Regions from separate parts of the Homo sapiens genome. Here region 1 is linked to region 2. Evidence: read pairs that join two places in POLR2A ChIA-PET (ENCODE). Cell type or tissue: PC-9. All regions are shown on one strand. Links, peaks and the distances in the headings refer to the core of each region. The heading gives the core; the rest is flanking DNA. Region 1 holds the start of CAMK2G (calcium/calmodulin dependent protein kinase II gamma). Region 2 overlaps AP3M1 (adaptor related protein complex 3 subunit mu 1).

What was found. Peaks named below come from ENCODE experiments on the same cell type or tissue, not always from the same donor. Only the 100,000 strongest peaks of a DNase experiment are listed, where the experiment ranks them.
Region 1: POLR2A ChIA-PET joins it to region 2 with 22 read pairs; 3 of 35 experiments call an interaction of 5 or more read pairs at or near these places.

Annotation. Positions count from the first base shown.
Region 1 is chr10:73,866,806-73,876,741 of GRCh38, reverse strand. CAMK2G (calcium/calmodulin dependent protein kinase II gamma) reads left to right here and starts at 2,187. Exons shown (of 23, transcript NM_001367534.1): 1 at 2,187-2,345; 2 at 3,659-3,753. The coding sequence starts at 2,281. RefSeq lists an enhancer at 1,465-1,574 and silencers at 1,795-2,074, 2,085-2,244, 2,305-2,474, 2,735-2,794. In PC-9, for the core only: CTCF peaks have their summits at 3,921 and 4,138; DNase peaks (open chromatin) are centred at 2,201 and 4,541; H3K4me3 peaks cover 4,383 bases; H3K27ac peaks cover 4,867 bases.
Region 2 is chr10:74,127,080-74,137,015 of GRCh38, reverse strand. It overlaps AP3M1 (adaptor related protein complex 3 subunit mu 1), which reads left to right. Exons shown (of 9, transcript NM_012095.6): 3 at 213-384; 4 at 2,852-2,989; 5 at 7,024-7,109; 6 at 7,775-7,908. Among named protein-coding and RNA genes, the nearest start is that of AP3M1, 19 kb to the left of the region's middle. In PC-9, for the core only: no CTCF peak of the experiment used is centred there; no DNase peak of the experiment used is centred there.

The DNA.
Region 1 (9,936 bases), core at 612-8,611, 260 kb after region 2:
TGCCCTACCCCACACTGGGACTTGGGACCTGGCTCTCACCCAGGTGCTTTGAGATAGGAAGTGGCCTTACTCTCCACTTTACCTCCTGTTGCCCTGGGGAGGGGTAGGGCATGGTGCTCTGGCACTGCTACCCTTTCCCTTGGCCCTCTCTACCCTTCTCCCAAGAGAACTGCTAATGCTTTTCCTTTAGGGCTTCATGCCCTCCCATTCCCTAATCACCCCTACTGGGCAGTCTGGTTCCCAAAGCAGCTCTCAGGGCTGTTGGGTCAGGACAGGAGGGGAGCACTCCTGGAGAGCTCTGCCCCACCCACCCCTCAGGGAGGCAGCTTGGGAGGCTGGGACACCTCTCAGCCCCCTCCTCTGGCAGAGCGAGCCTGCTGGCGAGGGAGACCCGACTCCCAGTGGGCGTCCTGCTGTAATCAAGACTGAGTGGCAGCCTCTGGCTGAGCTCCACCCTGCCCAGTTGGGGCTGGCCTCAGCCTCAGGGGACAGCTGCCCAGGCAGGTCAGGAACCTGCCCAGCCTGTTTGTCCCCCATCAAGACAGTTATGTGCCTCTGTCCCACCAACTTGTGATGGTGGGGACAGGAGAAGGGATGGTATCTCCCTCTGCCATCCCACAAATATTTACTGAGGGTCAGGGGCTGAGTGTACAATGGTGAACAAAAGGTGCAGAGGCCCCGCTTTATTGGAGCCTACAATTCAGCGGGAAGCTAGTTTTTGTATTTTTAGTAGAGACAGGATTTCACCATGTTGGCCAGGCTGGTCTCGAACTCCTGACCTCATGATCCACCCGCCTCAGCCTCCCAAAGTGCTGGGATTACAGGTATGAGCCACCACGCCCGGCCCAGCAAATGTAGTTCTAATTAGGCACCAAGTACTATTCTAAGTGCCTTAGACCATTTAATGCTGACAGGCCTATGAGGTAGGTAATATTATTGTTCCCAGCCGGGCGAGGTGGCTCATGAAGCCACCTCTGTACTACATACATACTTCATTACTTCATGTATGTACTACATACATACTTCATTACTACAACATAATGAAGCCCCGTCTGTACTAAAAATACAAAAAAATTAGCCGAGCGTGGTGGCGCGCGCCCATAATCCCAGCTACTCGGGAGGCTGAGGCAGGAGAATCGCTTGAACCCAGGAGGTGGAGGCTGCAGTGAGCCAAGATCGCACCACTGCACTCCAGCCCGGGCAACAGCGCAAGACTCCGTCTCAAAAAAAAGATTCAGTGACTTACCCCAGGTCACAGAGCTGATCAGTGAGTTGCCTAGAAATCCAATCCAGGCAGTTTGATGCAAGTTCACGCTTAGACAGCTATGAGATAGCTCTACTGCCCCTTATACCAGTCAATGCATCACTACAAAATGTGGTAGGTGCCAGAAAATAAAAGTACGAGGGTGCCTTGCAAGAAAATGGGGATTTCCCCTTTCTTCCACTTTCTCTTCTAGCCCCCACTGCACAAAGCCTTTTCAAGTCTTCCTACTTCACCCCTTTCATTTCTGGCCGGATAGAGAATACTCTTTCATCTCTGCAGTTATGGTGCAGGAAGGCAGAGTCCTACCTGTATCCTTGCCCCTGGCCTGGTCTCCCTGATCAACCCGCGCCTGAAGGGTTTCTTTCTAATAATGGCCCTGGTGCTTGCGCAAGTCTAGACTGTCAGCTCCCAGAGGGAAGGCGGCTGGCAGCTGGCTCTGCGCAGGCTGGGGGCGCCTCCCGGGCGTGCAGCCTGGCACAGGCTCCTTGACCTTGGCTCTCTCCCCACGTGCTAGGAGCCCGGTTGGGGGCTCGGGACCCGCGTGTAGGACCCGTCCAGAGAGGTCAGTGGTCCAGACTCCTACACTCCTAACACATGCACCCTCGCATGCACGTTCCCGAGCCCGCGCGGGGTCCGCCCCGGGACAAGCCCATAAGTCGCGAACCTTCCAGCTCCGTCTGCCCAGACAGGTGGCCCGGAGCGGGGACCCCCTCCCCTCGGCTGCCCCGCGCGCCTGGCCCAGCGAGGGCGGCTCCGGGGCGGGGCGGGGCCGGCGGCGGGAGGCCCCTCCCCGGGGGCGGGCCGGGGGCCGGGCGGGGGGGGGGACTGGCGGGGCCTGGGGGCGGGGCGGGGCGGGCGGCGCGGGGGTGTCCCTCCCTCCCTCGCTCTCCCCGGTAAAGTCTCGCGGTGCTGCCGGGCTCAGCCCCGTCTCCTCCTCTTGCTCCCTCGGCCGGGCGGCGGTGACTGTGCACCGACGTCGGCGCGGGCTGCACCGCCGCGTCCGCCCGCCCGCCAGCATGGCCACCACCGCCACCTGCACCCGTTTCACCGACGACTACCAGCTCTTCGAGGAGCTTGGCAAGTACGGCCCGCCCGCCGCGGTCCCCTGCCTGCCCTGCCGCCCGGGAGCTATGCGGCTTCTCGCCCCGCCCCCCGGCCCTGCACCGGCCGCTGCGGCTCCCCCTCGGCCGCCCCACCCCCGCCTTTCCCGCCCGCCGCCTTCGGTCCCCGCGCCCCCCGCGCACTGCCCCGCATCCCCCTCCGCGCCCTGCAGCAACTGGCGGGGCCGCTGCTCCCCACGCGCCGCCGCGGACACCGCAGACCCCGGACCGCTCCCGGGTGCCCTCCAGCCCCGCCCCTCCGCACCCTTCAGGCGCCCCCCTCCCGACCACCTCCCAACGCTGCCCGGTTGCTCACTCCGCACCCTGAACCCAGGTCCCACGCGCCTCGCACTCAGGACCCTCCCCAGCCCTGCAGCCCTAGCTCTGCTGCGGAGCCCGGGCGTGGGGGGGCTGTTTGGCGCCCGGCCCCGCCCCCCGCGGGTGCCGCTCCAGGCTCCCAGCCCCGCGGCTGGGCAGTGCTGCGGCACCCCCGTCCCCTCCCCCCACCCCTGCAGTGGTCCCGGGAGCCGCGCCGCAGCCTCAGCATCCCCCTCCCCTCCGCACTGAGCTGGCCGCTGCAGCAGCCCCGGCCCCCCACCCCCACCCGCGGCGCCGAGCCCGGCCACTGCAGCCCCCGCCCCGCCCGCCCCCCCAGACGTTTCCAGAGCTCAGAGTGCGAGCTCCCGTTTGACGGGGACGTCAAGGAAAATAGCATGGGAAGGGGAGTTCTTGATGTCTGACTGTGTCCTCTCTTCCCTTGCTGTCAGTTGAGCCGGGATGCAGTGAGATGAAACCGGCTGTGGGGGGGTTTGAGCCTCACTTTGCCCCATGGTTGAGGGAGATTTCTCTTTCAGGGGATGATACCCTCTTTTTAATCTTTCCTTCCCCGACCTTCAACTGTTCCTGCTGAGAGAAGGGCAGGGTCTCTCTGCTCCCTTCTGCCCTGGTTCTCTTGGCCGGGACCGCAGGGCTGTCTGAGATGCAGCAGGTGTGTGTTTTCAGCATCGCCCACCCGCTCCTGATGTGCAGCCTGAGGTGGAGGCTGTTGCCTTGCCCAGGGACTGGATGAGGGGGTGGGAGCGCGGCACGCCACCCACATCTGTTCAGTGTCCTGCGGTGGCCGCGTCCTTTTGCCTCATGTTGGATGGTGGTGGTCACAGCGCCGGTGTGTGTGCATGTACGTGAGTGTGACTAGAGGTCTGGTGGTGGGAGCATCATCGTCCCCAGACTTGAAGTGTGTCTGTGTCACTCTGCCCTGCTCCGTGTCCCAGTTCTTTTCCCCTTCTCCCTCCAGGGGTGCTTTCTCTGTGGTCCGCAGGTGTGTGAAGAAAACCTCCACGCAGGAGTACGCAGCAAAAATCATCAATACCAAGAAGTTGTCTGCCCGGGGTGAGTGTTCCCTGTCTTGACCTCTTCCTGAGGGTGCCTCCAGGGGCCATGGTTTCTTTTGAGGAAGCCCCAGGAATTGGGGGTTGTGCGTTTTAGCACTTGGAGAGGAGTTGGAATTTCAGACTGGTTGGACTTTGTGTCAGGCTGAAGCCAGAAAAGGAGTTGCATGGGGGACTGGAAGCGCCCAGGTACAAAAGAATGAAGGAAGAGATGCAAGTAGCTGCAGTGGCCCCCAAAGGCTCAAGGGAGTTCGGTCTTCAGGGAGGTGGAGGATATGGGGGTAGTGGGTGGTACAGAATGGGGAGCTCTTAATTTGGGGCATTTGGAGCCTCTCCCTTTGGGGCAGTGGTGGCTACTGCAGGCCTTTCCTGGTCCCTGTGCCCCAGTGGTGACTTAGGATGGAAATGCAGTAAGTGAGCAGCTCTGACAAAGCCAGCCTCCCCTGCCCACCAGGCGGCAGAACAGACTCCCAAGGGAAGGGAATCTGTAAACATCAGGGGAGGCTGCTACTGGCGAGGGCTTCTCAGGAACAAATTCTGCCAGATGAACTTGATTGCTTTTTTGATCAAATTACAAAGTTGGTGGTGCAGCAGCAGATGTAGTCTGTCCTGGGTGGAGGGTGATGCCTCATGGTCTAGAAATCCCAAAGGCCCGGTTTGGGCAGGAACTGCACTGCCTCCGAGTCTGAGGAGCATAAAGGCCAAGGCCTTGGGGCCTCACTTGCGAGATCCTCCCAAGTACCTGAGGCTTGGAGGGTCAGGGCCTGTCTTTCACACCTTGAACCTACACTCTCTGAACTTCCTATTGGGTACTTGCCAAACTCACCTCATCTGATAGGTGTAGACCCAGCAATGTGTGAAGTGCTCTGGGAACAGGTCTGGTGAGTACAGAGGTCAGATCTCGGAGGGCTGCAGGGTGCAGCTGGGGGACAAAGGTTGTGAAACTCAGAGAAAGGAATTAGGGCTGGGCAGTAGGATGCCATAAATATATTAGGAGCCAGGACACATGCCCTGGGGAAGACATGGGCTTTGGCCAATAATGACACGGGTTTCTCTGGGATAAGAGACATAATAGATGTCCCAAATGCTTAGAGAAGCTCTACAATTCCACGGGCTTCTGTCGTGTTGGCAGTTGTTCTGGGACCTGTTTAGCAGGGCCGTGTCCACTCCCTGACTGGGGACTCTCTCTCCATCCCTCTAGTAGGGCACTAATTGCTGACTCCCATCCAGCTCCATCTCTTGCTGTTCGTGTACATTGCCTATAAAGTTGGACTTGTTTGTTTTCTTTCTCTCTGGGTACCTTGAGTCTGAGGATGGTTGCCATAGAGATATGTGGGCAGTCAGATACCCTGGAGTGGGGGTGGGGGGGACAACAGGGGCTGGGCTCTCTGGCAGACATCCTCTGGCCAAGGATGGAAGGTGCAGGCAGGAACAATGGCTTGAGGCTGGATACCTCTCTTGCCCACACAGCAGAGCCCTGGTGCATCAGAAACAGGGCTGGCATCTGGTGTCTCCAGTTGATGATGCAATGCTTTGCTCTCTTCATCTCACCAGTGTCCTCTGACCCATGGGTAAGAGAAGGAGAGATGGCTGGGAGCCGAATTCTGGGATGTGAGGATAGGTGATGTGGTGACTTCCTGCAGCTGCCTGACTGGGGCTTTCATTTCCTACTCCTTCCCTACCTGCGTAAATTTCCATGACCTGTGTGATAGCCTCCCTTTCCCTTCCTCACCTCCTTTTAACCTTGTCCCATCTTTCCCAATGGATATCTTTCCCTGGCCAAACTGGATGAGACTTGATTTCTCGTTGATTTTTTTTTTTTTCCCCTCAAGAAGAGGATTCTTGTGTAAAAGTATATGCTTCAGACAGCAACTCCCCCTCTCCCAAGATGGATATGCCAAGACTGGGCTCTGTTGTGTGGCCTCATGTGCCAGGTTGACTTTGGGACAGAGGCACAGATGATAGGCACAGATGCCAGCCAGAGGGGTCAGAATGTGTAAGTGCCAGCCAGTACTGTGTGGAGGTGGGAAAGTGGAAAGGGGCTGTCTTGGAGATGGAGGGAACAAGGTGGGGCTGGACTATAGGTGTGGGCATGGGAGATGTGAACTCCTGGAGAGATCTGGGCCAGGGTAGCCATGGGCTGGTTCCCATGGGGTTAGGGAGTGAGGGCCATGGCTTCCCTGCAGACTCTCAGTTTACACTATATATTTTATAAAGGTGCAGCCACTGGAGCTGGGTTTCACTCATCGCTGTCTGCCTAGGTCTCCGCAGGTGTTGGATTTCTGTGTCTGGGAATGTCGTGGGCCCACCAGGGTCATCTGTGAAGGTCTGAAGGGGCTTGCTGTGTTCACTGGGTCTTCCTGCCTCCTGTCTTTCTTGTTTGTGATTCTCTGGGCTACAAACTGAAAAGATAAAAAGAGGGTATAGAGCTGTTTCTCCTTGGCATCCCTGGTGAGGTGGCTAGGAGTCAGGGAGAGGGATCACCTGTTCTTCTGGGGGGGTCCAATCGAGACAGGAAGCCTTCTTTTGGGCTGTTGTGTCTTGTCACTGTGGCCTCAGAGGCCCACATTGGCGGCTAGGTTGCAAGGTGGGGAGTTCATGCGGATATGCGTTGAGCACTGTCTTTGTCTGCGGGCCTGTCTACATAAAGTCACTGAAAGTCACATAACGTCACTCCGTTTGCTTCAGAACCGTGATAGGAGTGGAGCTGGGCTCTTAAGGGAGCCCATGGTTCCAAGCTTAGCTCCACTAGGCCGAAGGAGGCATTTAAAATAGGCTTGGATGCAGGAGCTAGTGGGCCAGGTGATGGCAATGATAAGTCGTTATTTTAAGATTTAAGAGCACCCCCCTCAAGGAGCCTGAGCCCTTATGTCTTTTTTTATTTTTAAATCTTCATATTCCCTTCTTATCTTTATTCATATGCATACAGATTTTCACCTCGTGGAGCATAACATTTTATATCCTGCTCTCTTTGCTTATATCCAAAGCATTTCCCCCATATTACTACAGTTGAAGGGCAAATGGTCCTTTCTTCTACGTCGTTTAGGATTTATCCCTAAAACAATCAGCATCACAAGAAACTTCTGTATATGTACCATTTATCTGGATTCCAGTTGCTTTTACCAAGATAGATACTGGGGTAATGCCCTTGGCCTTACTAAGAGATGCTACCGGAAACAGTGTTTTGAAATCTGTTATAATACTTTAACATATTTATTTAATCTGTACATTCCGTGTGAAGAAATTTCTTTTGAAGCTAAATGTAAGCAAAAGCTTTCCTCTTTGTGAGGACCTGAGAGGTGAGGGAAGGGTCCTTATGTGTTTCTATACTTCTGCATGGGCAGGCCCTAGCGAAGTGCCTGACGTATGCCAGCCACATACACATTAAATGAATGGGTCAAGAGGACTATGTAACCAATCATGGTTGCCTTTTGGCTTTGGCTCCTAGGAAACTCAGAGTCAAGTTGCCAGAGCCCTTGTACCCTGCTACAGACTTGGGTCCTCCCTTTCTGATCCAGGGAGCCAAGCTGCAGACCTGATACGGCTGCTGGAAGAGAGGACAGATGAGGATAAAGACCTGTGCTTGGGGCATAAGGCAGAGTGGGAGATGTAGGCAGACATTTAGCTGATGATTCCTCCTTCCCTGTCACTAAATGGCACTATAGGGCCACTGTTGGGATCTCTTCCAGGTAGTGATTTTCAATTTTAGTGTGCGTAAGGATCACCCTGAGTACTAGTTTAAAAAATACAGACTTCTGGGCTTTAGCCACAGAGATTCTGCTTTAGGAGGTCTAGGGTGGAGCTGCAGAATCTGCATTTTTAACACATGCTCCAGTGAATTTCATGCAGGTGAGGCATGAGCCACTCTTTAAGAGATGCCACCTAAAATCTGCAACAACAGTTGCTCTTGCCATGCCCTCTGGAATTCAACAGACACACCTTGGCCCATCCTTCTCCAGATTGTGTGTCTGCCACTATGTGGCCATCTGTGCACATGGGCTGTTCTGTGATTAGGGGCCTCGTTCTGGGCCTCGGGATTGGGGTGTCTGTGTCTGAGGCTGCGGCAAGCTGGGTGGCTCGGGTTGTGGCATGTTGGCCACCAGAAGGGTAAAGGCTGTCCCTTTCTGGGTCCAGCTGGCCCTGGGGACTGAAATGGGATCCCCTGGATGGTGCCAGCTGAGAGTCCCCGCCCCCTTAGTGTTGGCCTGAGTAGCCCCCATGACATTTGTGTCCCCTGTGGTATCTCCAAGTGAGACTTTCCTGTTAAGGATCTGGGTGAAGTGAGGGAAAGAGAAGGGAGGGGGAAGCAGTAATGCAGGGAGTGGGAGAAGGAAGAGAAATCCACACAGCACTGGAACACAGGCCTCGAGGAAGCATTTAAGGAGGCTGTGTGCGAAACCATGCTTTCCTCCTGAGGATAAAACAGGCCAATTTCTGTAAACAGAGAAATGGGCATCCTGCATATCAGTGATGGAGCGCCTCTACTTTCTCTCCTGAAGGGATGGAAGCCGACTGCAGGTCCCTCTGTGCAAAGGCTTCTGCCAGGCGGCTTTTGTCACGCGGTCACGTTGAGCTGTGGGCCTTAGCACACACAACACTGGCCTGTCCCCCTCCCCTCCCACCTGTCTTCCTAGAGTGACTTGGGGTGCTGCATCATGGTGTGGGGATGGAGGTGGGAAGGTTGCCCTGTCCTGTCAGGGAGGCCCCTGCCTTCTTCCTGCTGCTTCCTCTGGTCCCTTGTCACCATACCCTTGTTCGAAGCTGTGCTGAAACCCTAGAGGTGAGTGGCTGACCCCATTCTCTGCTGAGACTGGAGATAGGGAAGGGGAGGCTGGGTGTGACCATTCCTGCTCCCATCTGTATGCTTGCTGCTCTCTGAACAGCTTTGGCAGACCAACAAGGGCCTGATCCCATGGGTGCCAAAAGGGTGGTGACAGGAGGAGATGGGCACTTTGCACCTCTTGAATGCCTCTCTGCAGAGCCCCTTTGTCACCTACCCATGGCCAGACAGATCTGCCGCAGGACCGCTGGGGAAATCAAAGCACAAAAGCTTTGTCTGGGGTCTTTTTTTTCTTTTTTGGTTTTGTGCTGCAGGTGCCCATGACTTTGCCAGGGCTCAGACCCAGCGTCCTCAGGCCGTGTGGCCTCCACCCACTCCTTGGCGCCTTTCTTTAAAACACAGGTTCTGGATACTTTGTTCCTGTGATGAATCTTGGCATATCACCTCACACCTCTCCATCTAGGCCCCAAGCTCCAAGCCTGGTGGAGCAAATCCCTCCTCGTTGCTGGCTGAGGCCCCATTCCCGTCTGTACCCACCTCTCTGGGCTGTGCGGTGGGGAGATTTCCAGCCACTCCTCCCCAACACCATCTCCGCTTCCTGGGCCCTATCAGCAGCAGCCGCAGCTTCCCATCTGCTCCCCTCTTTTCTCCTCCCTTTCTTTCCCTTCCCCCCTGCTTGCTGCTGCCCTGGGAGGAGCTATTTTTAGGGGCTGCTTCCTGGGATGTTTTACTTGGGGCTGGTTACCATGAAGGAAATGTCACCAAAACAGTGGGCAAAGGCTGCAGGCACCGGGAGCCCTGCCGGGGGGCATGGAGAACAGACGGCTGACCCTTTTCTGGCCCTTGAGAGCAGCCAGAGTGCCCCCAGGCAGAGCCTTGCCTTCTTGGGGCTTGCTAGTGACCCCTTGGGGATTTTCTCTGTCAAAGCTGATTGAGGGCCTTTTCGCTATAGGGCATTTCTTGGAGCCTCTCGCTTCCCTTGCCTTGAGATCCAGAGGCCAAAGTGGGGCTCAGGTCTTTGTGTCACCAAGTTAAAACTGCTTGAGTGAGGGTTGAAGATAAGGGGAGGATGCTGGGTACATGCACAGAGCCTTGGGGGTTCACATGGGACCATTTCAGGCCCCGTCCCTCTGTATCACAGCCCCCAGCTAGTCACCAGGTGTACATGTGTGAGGGCATTAGAAACCATGGTCCTGCTCTTGTGTGTCGGATGGACTTTGCTTTTAATTGGAGACTCTTTGCATCTTTAGAGTGAGATTCAAAGAGGAAGGGATGTGGCATCACAGTGTCAGGGTGAGGTCGGTGGGATCGTGGCTTGGGATTCCCACTGGTCAGTGTCCCAGGCCCAGGGCTGTGCATAAGCAGCTGGGGAAGGTGGATTATGACATCAAATCCCTGCGATGT
Region 2 (9,936 bases), core at 1,077-9,076:
CATCCGCCTCAGCCTCCCAAATTGCTGGGATTACAGGCATGGGCCACCATGCCCGGACTATAGAGGGTTTTTTCCCCCGCTCTGTTTTATATATGTTCAGCAGCTTAAGCAATGAATTATGCTACTCTAAGTTTATTCTTCAGAACAAAAAGTATTTAGCAGGCCTTTCTTTTTGCCTTCCATTGTGTGATATTTTGTGTGTATTTTGTCAGGACTACTTTGGTGAGTGTTCAGAGGCTGCAATTAAGGATAATGTGGTCATAGTATATGAACTCTTAGAAGAAATGTTAGACAATGGATTTCCACTGGCTACCGAATCTAACATTTTGAAAGAATTGATTAAACCACCAACAATTCTACGCTCTGTTGTCAACTCTATTACAGGTAAGATGAAAACATACTGTGCTAGTAACTGAGCAATTAAAACTTTGTAAACAACTCATTATTGCTCATGATCTGACATATTATTAAGGTAGTACAATTTGGCCATAATTAAAGTTACTGGTAAAGTTAAAATGGATGTACTATATATTTATTTTCATGGAAAGAGGCTAGACCTTAAGTGATAAAGAACTTTTGGTTATTACTCTTTTTTTTTTTCTAAAACACCACAACAATATTATTACCATTATTTAACACTAAATACTAAGACTGAATAAATTGTTCCAGTTATTCCTAAAGAAGCCAGTATATGAGCCCACTTAGAAGAGAATTTAGTCCATTTATAGACTGGCATTTTAATATTTAAAATAGCATTACATAACTGGTATGCTGCTACTCCACAATTACTAGAGAATAGAAAATTTAAGACGCTTAACCACACAGTACTACAATCTCCTCCAAGTCTTTGTTTTTATGCATTCAGAAGATGTATTAAGAAAAAATAGGAAATAGTTTACTTATGAGATCTCATGCATTGTGGGCCTGTACTTGTGTTGTAAGCTTCCAGCTGGGTTTAATTCTTGAGTGTAGCTAGAAATTAGGCACATCCAGATACCAATATTCTTTCGAAAGCATTAAAGTCTTTTAGACAAAGATTCCTATGAAATGTTATATGCCACTCCAACTCCACTGTCAACCATTGTAAACCCCTGTCCAGTGCCTTGACCTAAAAATGAGGTGAGAGAGGCCTATAAGAAAAAGATCATTCAGCAGCTCTTTATTCATCCTTTGTGTAAGGACGAATGTTAGGAGAAATTCAAAGAAAGATAAGATGGTGTGTCTGTACTCCTAAAACTTATACTCTGAATGGGACATTGGAAAAAAAATTAAGTAAATAACTGTATAAGACTTTAAAAAGCAATTCCATACTTCACAGATAAAGTAATAGCATTGGAAAATAAATACACATGATGTAACGTTAAATTGAAAAGTCAGCACAAAACTGAAAAAAATTATTCTTATATATAAATATTCACTCCGACAAAAAAGTATTTACAATGATTATACCCAGCTAAATACAGATTATATTTATTTTTGCTTTATACTTTCTAATTTTCCAAAATAAACATGTATTTTATAGTCAGAGAAAAGTTACTAAAATATATAATGCAAAACATAACAGATTCATTAGATAGTGTATTACAAAGTTCAAGAGAATGGTTCCATTAATGAAGTAATCCCTCCTGAACTGTGGTGGGTGGCCACCTTGGAAAATCAGTAGAATTCAGGAAGTGAGGAAGGAATAAGAGCATTCTCCATGGTGGAACTGTATGAGAAAAAAACACACATGAAAGAGAAAAACCTAAAGTTTTATTAATCCCTTTAGCAGAAGCAGAACTGTTTTTCACTTGAGAAGTTAGAGATCAAATTAAAAAGTAGAGAAAGTCCTTCAAAGCTAGGATAAATATTTAGCTTTTATCATAAAGCCAGTGAGCAAACATTGAACGTTTTTGAGCAGGAAGATAACATGATTATAGGTTGCAGGTAGGAACACCAATCATAAGTAGACTGCAAAATTGTAGATACAGTATGATTGCGACTATATTTTAAAGTGCAATTAAAAACCAAAATTATCAAAATAGAAAAAAATGCAACCTTCTGGTGGTGGAAATATTCAAAGAAATATACCAAAATGTTAATATTATATTAAAATGTTAATACCATAATATTAACAAAAATGTTAATGGTAGATATATTTTGTTAGTAAGAAGACAGGTGTTTTTCTTTAAACCACTTCTCTGAACTCTACCTTTTTGTTGTTGTTAAGTATGTAGTACTTTCGAATGGGAAATATAAATTAACCAAAATATTAAGTAAGTCACAGCTCAAAGATATGTGTTTTGGACAACCAGACTTATTTTTAGGCATGTGTCAGTTTACCAGGAAATGAGCTGGATACTGAATACTAGCTATATTGCAGCCGTATGGGTATGCTGACCTTAAAATAGGAAAAGGCCAGATTCCATTTACTCCACTGAGGCGTGCTTGGCAGCATCTCATGTAAAATAAAGTTGAATACTGAAGGGCCTAGTTATAACTCTGTATTCTCACTGGAGACATTTTATTGGCAGAAGGTTTTGAAACAACCAACCTCTTTTTTCATCAGTGGCAGAGATTCTGTTGTTGAGCCACTGGAATTAGATTAGATTACTGTTAACACACAGGAGGCAAAAGATAAGTAAATAAATTTAACCTGGTTTGGCAGGTAGACAGAGGGCCACATGGCCTATATTTCTTTTCTAGAAATTTGATCATGTTGGTATGGATATGTCTGACAATTCTAGTGACCATCCACAACTTCATTAAGAAAAATCCAAACATTGAAGAAGCAGCTTTTTTTTTCCTAGTAATAAATTTTCTCATGACTGTTTTATACATCAGCTTTGCCTTCTCCTTTTTTGGTTTCTAGGCAGTAGTAATGTTGGGGACACACTCCCCACCGGGCAGCTGTCCAACATACCATGGCGTCGGGCAGGGGTAAAGTACACAAACAATGAAGCCTATTTTGATGTTGTTGAAGAAATAGACGCAATTATAGATAAATCAGGTAATTGTGTGCATGTCATCTTATTTGGGGAAAAACAATTCATCTGACACAGATGAATAGAAAACTGAAGTCCTGGCCGGGCGCGGTGGCTCACGCCTGTAATCCCAGCCCTTTGGGAGGCCAAGGCAGGCGGAACATGAGGTCAGAGTTCGAGACCAGCCTGGCCAACATGGTGAAACTCTGTCTCTACTAAAGATACAAAAAATTAGCCGGGCATGGTGGCGCGCACCTGTAATCCCAGCTACTCGGGAGGCTGAGGCAGGAAAATTGCTTGAACCCAGGAGGCAGAGGTTGCAATGAGACAAGATCATGCCATTGCACTCCAGCCTGGCTCTGTCTCAACAAAAAAAAAAAAAAGAAGAAGAAAGGAAAAGAAAATTGAAGTCCTTTGGCAGTATGGTTTCGGTGGAAAGGCATTCATTATCTGATGATTTTTAAATCTGTTTGTTTATTTATTTATTTATTTGAGACGGGGTCTCACACTGTTGTCCAGGCTGGAGTGCAATCACATGATCTTGGCTCACTGGAACCTTCACCTCCTGGATTCAAGCGATCCTGCTGCTTCAGCTTCCCAAGTAGCTGGGATTACAGGCATGAGCCACCACACCTGGCTAAATTTTTTTTTTTTTTTTGAGACGCAGTTTCACTCTTATTGCCCAGGGTGGAGTGCAATGGTGCAATCTCAGCTCACCGCAACCTCCGCCTCCCGGGTTCAAGCAGTTCTTCTGCCTCAGCCTCCCGAGTACCTGGGATTACAGGCATGCACCAGCATGCCCAGCTAATTTTGTGTTTTTGGTGGAGATGGGATTTCTCCACGTTGGTCAGGCTGGTCTCGAACTCCTGAACTTAGGTGATCTGCCCGTTTCGGCCTCCCAAAGTGTTAGGATTACAGGCGTGAGCCACCGCTCCCGGCCCTGGCTAATTTTTTGTATTTTTAGTAGAGACGGGGTTTCACAATGTTGGCCAGGCTGGTCTCAAGCTCCTAACCTCAAGTGATCCACCTGCCTTGGCCTCCCAAAGGGCTGGGATTACAGGCGTGAGCCACTGCACCTGGCCCATAAATCTGTTTATTTTGCCCATAGGTTACATATAATTTTCATAACCACTAGTTGAGGTCTGCCAAACATGTAAATCAGAACTCATAATGCCTTACTTTAAGCCAATTATTACCCTATGTACCTCTACCTCTTGCTATTTATTCCTTCTAACATTTATTGAAAATCTGCTATATACCATGCTTTTGCTACTACATTATGTGCAGTACTTCTGGTAAAAGCCCCTATCTGATTATTTTTCACTTTCTTTTTTTTTTTTAAGTACAGGGTCTTGCTCTTTTGCCTAGGCTGGAGTGCATTGGCGCAGTCCCTGCTTACTGTAGCCTTGACCTCCAGCTCATGTGATCCTCCTACCTCAAACTCCTGAGTAGCCTATAGTCCCAGCCAATCAGGAGGTACACGCCACACGCCACCATGCCTGGCTAACTTTTATTTGTTTTTTTTGTACAGACAGGGTCTCACCATGTTGCCCAGGCTGGTCTTGAACTCCTGGGCTCAATCAGTTTACCTACCTCAGCCTCCCAAAGTGCTGGGATTACAGGCATCAGCCACCACACCCAATCTGATTATCTTTTTAACCAGACAAAACAATAGTACTCTATAAGAATCGTAAAATTTTATTATTAAAAATAGCAGCCGGGCATGGTGGATCACGCCTGTAATTCCAGCACTTTGGGAGGCCGAGGCAGGCAGATCACTTGAGGTCAGGAGTTTGAGACCAGCCTGGCCAACATGGTAAAACCCCGTCTCTACTATAAATACAAAAATTAGCTGGGCGTGGTGGCAGGCGCCTGTAAACCCAGCTACTTGGGAGGCTGAGGCAGGAGAATTGCTTGACCCTGGGAGGCAGAGGTTGCAGTGAGCCAAGATTGCACCACTGCACTCCAGCCTGGGTGACAGAGTGAGACTCCATCTCTAAAAAAACAAAAAAAGAAAAAAGAAAAAAAATCTAGTCCTTCCTTTACATTTATTTTACACATAAGGAAAGCCCAGAAGGGTTAAGTGAACTGTTCCAGGTCACACAACTTGTTAATATGTAATGATGGCTTATTGTGAATTATAGTCAATATCTTCTCTTCCATGAGTCCCCTTTTCATTATAACATTCCATCTTATAGAATAATAGATTTTTGCCAGGCACGGTGGCTCACACCTGTAATCCCAGCACTTTGGGAGGCTTAGGCAGGAAGATCACTTGAGCCCAGGAGTTCAAGACCAGCCTAGGCAACATAGCAAGACCCCATATCTATCAAAAATTTAAAAGATTAGCTAGGCATGGCTTCCTTAATCCTACCTATTCAGAAGGCTGAGGCAGGAGGATTGCTTGAGCCCAGGAGTTCAATGCTGTGGTGAACTATGTTCACACCACTGTACTCCAGCCTGGATGGCAGAGGGAGACCCTGTCTCTTAAAAAAAAAGAGATATCTTTCTATTATGGATCCTATTTCTTAAAAGTTAACTTAGTCCATTTCATAATACACTTGCCACATTTTAAAATTCTATTGAAGCCGGGCGCGGTGGCTCACACCTGTAATCCCAGCACTTTAGGAGGCTGAGGCGGGTGGATCACGAGGTTAGGAGATCCAGACCATCCTGGCTAACACAGTGAAACCCCATCTCTACTAAAAATACAAAAAATTAGCTGGGTGTGGTGGCAGGCGCCTGTAGTCCCAGCTACTCGAGAGACTGAGGCAGGAGAATGGCGTGAACCCGGGAGACAGAGCTTGCAGTGAGCCCAGATAGCGCCACTGCACTCCATCCAGCCTGGGTGACAGAGCAAGACTCCGTCTCAAAAAAAAAATTAAAAAAAAATAAAATTCTATTGAAAATGGTTTTGGTTGGTTTGTTTTATTTTGTTTTTGAGACAGAGTCTCACATTGTCGCCCAGGCTGTAGTGCAGTGTTGTGGTTTCAGCTCACTGCAACCTCCGCCTTCTACGTTCAAGCGATTCTCCTGCCTCAGCCTCCCAAGTAGCTGGGACTACACGCACACACCACCACGCCTGGCTAATTTTTTGTATTTTTAGTAGAAACGGGGTTTTGCCATGTTGCCCAGGCTGGTCCCAAACTCCTGAGCTCAGATAATCTACCCACGTCAGCCTCCCTAAGTGCTAGGATTACAGGCATGAGCCACTGCGTCCTGCCAAATGTTTTAAACTCATATCCAGTCATCTTACAGGGTTGGCTCCATAAAGGAAACAGTTTAATTTTCCTTAGAATTAGCATATTCTGGCTGGGTATGGTAGCTCACACCTGTAATCCCAGCACTTTGGGAAGCTAAGGTAGGCGGATTGCTTGAGCCCAGAAGTTTGAGACCAGCCTGGGCAACATAACAAGACCCTGTCTCTACAAAAAAAATACAAAAATTAGCCAGGCGTGGAGGTGCATGCCTGTAGTACCAGCTGCTTGGGAGGCTGAGGTGGGAGGATTGCTTGAGCCCAGGAGGTTGAGGCTGGCTATCATAGCACCACTACGCTCCAGCCTGGGTGACAGAGCAAGACCCTGTCTCAAAAAAAAAAAAATTATATTCTACAGTGGCATACCTGTAGTCTCAGTTACTCTGGGGACCAGCTGGGACTAGCTAGTCAGACTTTATCTCTTAAAAATAAAAGAATTATTATTATATTCCAGCCAGAGTTAAGTATGGACCTTGTCCCCTGACCTGTTAATAGAGATGTAAAGCTTCAGTTAATCTGACACCCAGAGGGTATCTCTATTGTTCTAGATGTAGTGATTGTTGGGCTAGGTGTCATGGCACGCACCTATATTCCCAGCTATTTGGGAGGCTAGGGCAGGAGGATTACTTGAGCCCAGGAGTGAGGCTGCAGTGAGCTATGATCATACAACTGCACTCCAACCTTGGCAACAGAGCAAGACTCTGTCTCTAAAAACAATAAATAAAAATAAAAAGATACAGTGATAGGTCTAGTGAAGACTCATATTCCATTGATGTTATCTTCCTTTTTTTTTTCTTTCTTCAGGATCTACAGTCTTTGCAGAAATTCAGGGGGTCATTGATGCTTGCATTAAACTATCTGGAATGCCTGATCTCTCCCTTTCTTTCATGGTAAGTTTTATTCTCCTGTTTTATAGCCCCTTGAATGCCTAATACATGTGAAGTACTAAATGAAATGATAAATATTGAGATAAGTTTGCATCTTAGATTGCAAAGGATTATCTCAGAAATATTCCTAGCAGAGTTTCCTAAGACAGTCGCTTACATGATGAGCGTGGTCTTTGTGGAAAGACTAAGGGAGGTCTTTGCCTGAGTGTGCTAGAAGGGGCTTAAAATTGGCTGGCTGGCTTCTGCAAATATCCAGTATCATTTTTACTGAATAATTATTTGCTTTGCTGATATGAAAGGACACTGGTCTTTTGTATCATTTTAGAGTCAGCATGATATACTGCTAGGAACAATTAAGAGAACTGACTTCTGGTGTTGTCACCAGTTTGCTCTGACCTTAAGTCCTCTGAACCTCAGTTTTTTAATCTGTTAAAGGGAAATAATACTACTTGCCTTTTCTCCTTTATAGTTATTGAAATTCAAATAAAATAATGTACATAAAATATTTACAAACTTTAAAGCATTATGAAACTATAAGGTTGTGTAGATGTGGTCATAAACTCTTCCATGACTGCTTTATCTTCAGGGAACATATTTGTCAAGGTATCTGAGTACAGTTCCCATATTCATTATAGTCTATGAACGACTGTCTTCTGTTTTTCTGGCAGAACCCTAGGCTTCTGGATGATGTCAGCTTTCACCCCTGCATCCGGTTCAAGCGTTGGGAATCTGAAAGAGTTTTGTCATTTATTCCTCCAGATGGAAATTTCCGACTCATATCATACCGTGTCAGCTCACAAAAGTATGTTGATGCATCAGCCAGAATCTGCCATCATACATATCAAGTACAACTCACCTTTCCCTGTTTCTTTCTGAAAGTTGAGTACTTGAGGTCATCACTGCTCACTTTAACCATAGCTCACCAGGAGACCCAGTGAGAACGGGTGAAAATACGCACCTAAAATAATCCGTATACTTTGAATGTATGAGTGTAGAGTGGTACTAAGTGAGACTAGAGTAAAATCTATAGCCAAGAACAAGCAAACCATACATAACCTGGGCAAAAATTGTGGTACCGGTCCTTTGCAAGGTTATGCATGGTCAAATTATGGCACTGGTTCTTTGCTCAGGTTATGCATGGTCCATTTTGCTCTGCTTCTGAAAGCTGAGTACTTTGCAAGCAGAGCAAAACGGACCATGCATAACCTGGGCAAAACCATGAACCATTGCCATAATCTTACCATAGTCTGTAGAGTTTGTGGCCAACAAGGAGACAGACCTACCTGTAGTTCGTGAGGACATTCCCCAATTTACCTGCTTCAAGTACGTCTTCTCTGCGTTGAGTTTTTAAGGAACTGTTTAGCATTGAGGGGCCGGGTGCAGTGGTTCACTCCTGTAATCCCAACACTTTGGGAGGCCAATGTGGGCAGATCACTTGGGGTCAAGAGTTCTAGACCAGTCTGGTCAACATGGTGAAACCCTGTCTCTACTAAAAACACAAAATTAGCCAGGCGTGGTAGCGTGTGCCTATATAATCTCAACTACTTAGGAGGCTGAGGCATGAGAATCACTTGAACCTGGAAGGCAGAGGTTGCAGTGACAGATCACACCACTGCACTACAGCCTGGCCAACAGGGTAAAACTCCATCTCAAAAAAAAAAAAAATTTAGCATTGGGGATCGGAGTTATAGGTAGTTTGTTTCTTGAAAATACCAAAAGTTATTTGAGTAACATCATGACAGAACTCAAAAACAGAGAAATTATTTCTCGGCTCTTTTCTTTTCCTTTTTTTTTTTTTTTTTTTTTTTTAAGCCGGAGTTTGGCTCTTGTTGCTCAGGCTGGAGTGCAATGGTGAAATCTCGGCTTACTGCAACCTCCACCTCCAGGGTTCAAGTGATTCTCCTGCCTCGGCCTCCCAAGTAGCTGGGATTACAGGCATGCACCACCACACCCGGCTAATTTTGTGTTTTTAGTAGAGGCGGGGTTATTCCATGTTGGTCAGACTGGTCTCGAACTCCAGACCTCAGGTGATCTGCCCACCTCAGCCTCCCAAAGTGCTGGGATTACAGGCGTGAGCCACCGTGCCTGGCCTGTTTCTTGGCTCTTATCACATAGGAACTGTTTTCATTTATATAAAACATATTTTACATTATTTTTCAGTGGGATCATAATTCATTTTAAACTAGGGCCATTTGCCCCAATTGTTTTTGTTTGTTTGTTTTATGTTATTTTGTTTTGTTTGTTTGTTTTGAGACGGAGTTTCACTATTGTCACCCAGGCTGGAGTGCAATGGTGTGATCTTGGCTCACTGCAACCTCTACCTCCTGGGTTCAAGCGATTCTCCTGCCTCAGCCTCCCAAGTAGCTGGGATTACAGGCACCTGCCACCGCGCCCAGCTAATTTTTGTTTTTTGTTATTTTTTTTTTTTATTAGAGAGGGGATTTCACCATGTTGGCCAGGCTGGTCTCAAACTCCTGACCTCCAGTGATCTGCCTGCCTTGGCCTCCCAAAGTGCTGGGATTACAGGTGTGAGCCACTGCACCCAGCCACCCCAATTGTTTATACTGTTATTAAACTTCAGATTTCTGTCTTGATTTGTATACAGTTCCCAGCACAGTGGTACAAGAACATTATGCTGTACTCAGCTCCCCCTTGTGTAGATACTGAATCTGCAGTTCTAGAGGTACTGCCATCTTGGTATCCTTGGAGGACTGGTTGCAAAAATCAGCAGATGCTCGAGTCCCTTACATAAAATGGTGTAGTATTTGCATATAACCTATGCACATCCTCCTGTATACTTTAAATCATCTCCAAGTTACTTGTGATAGTA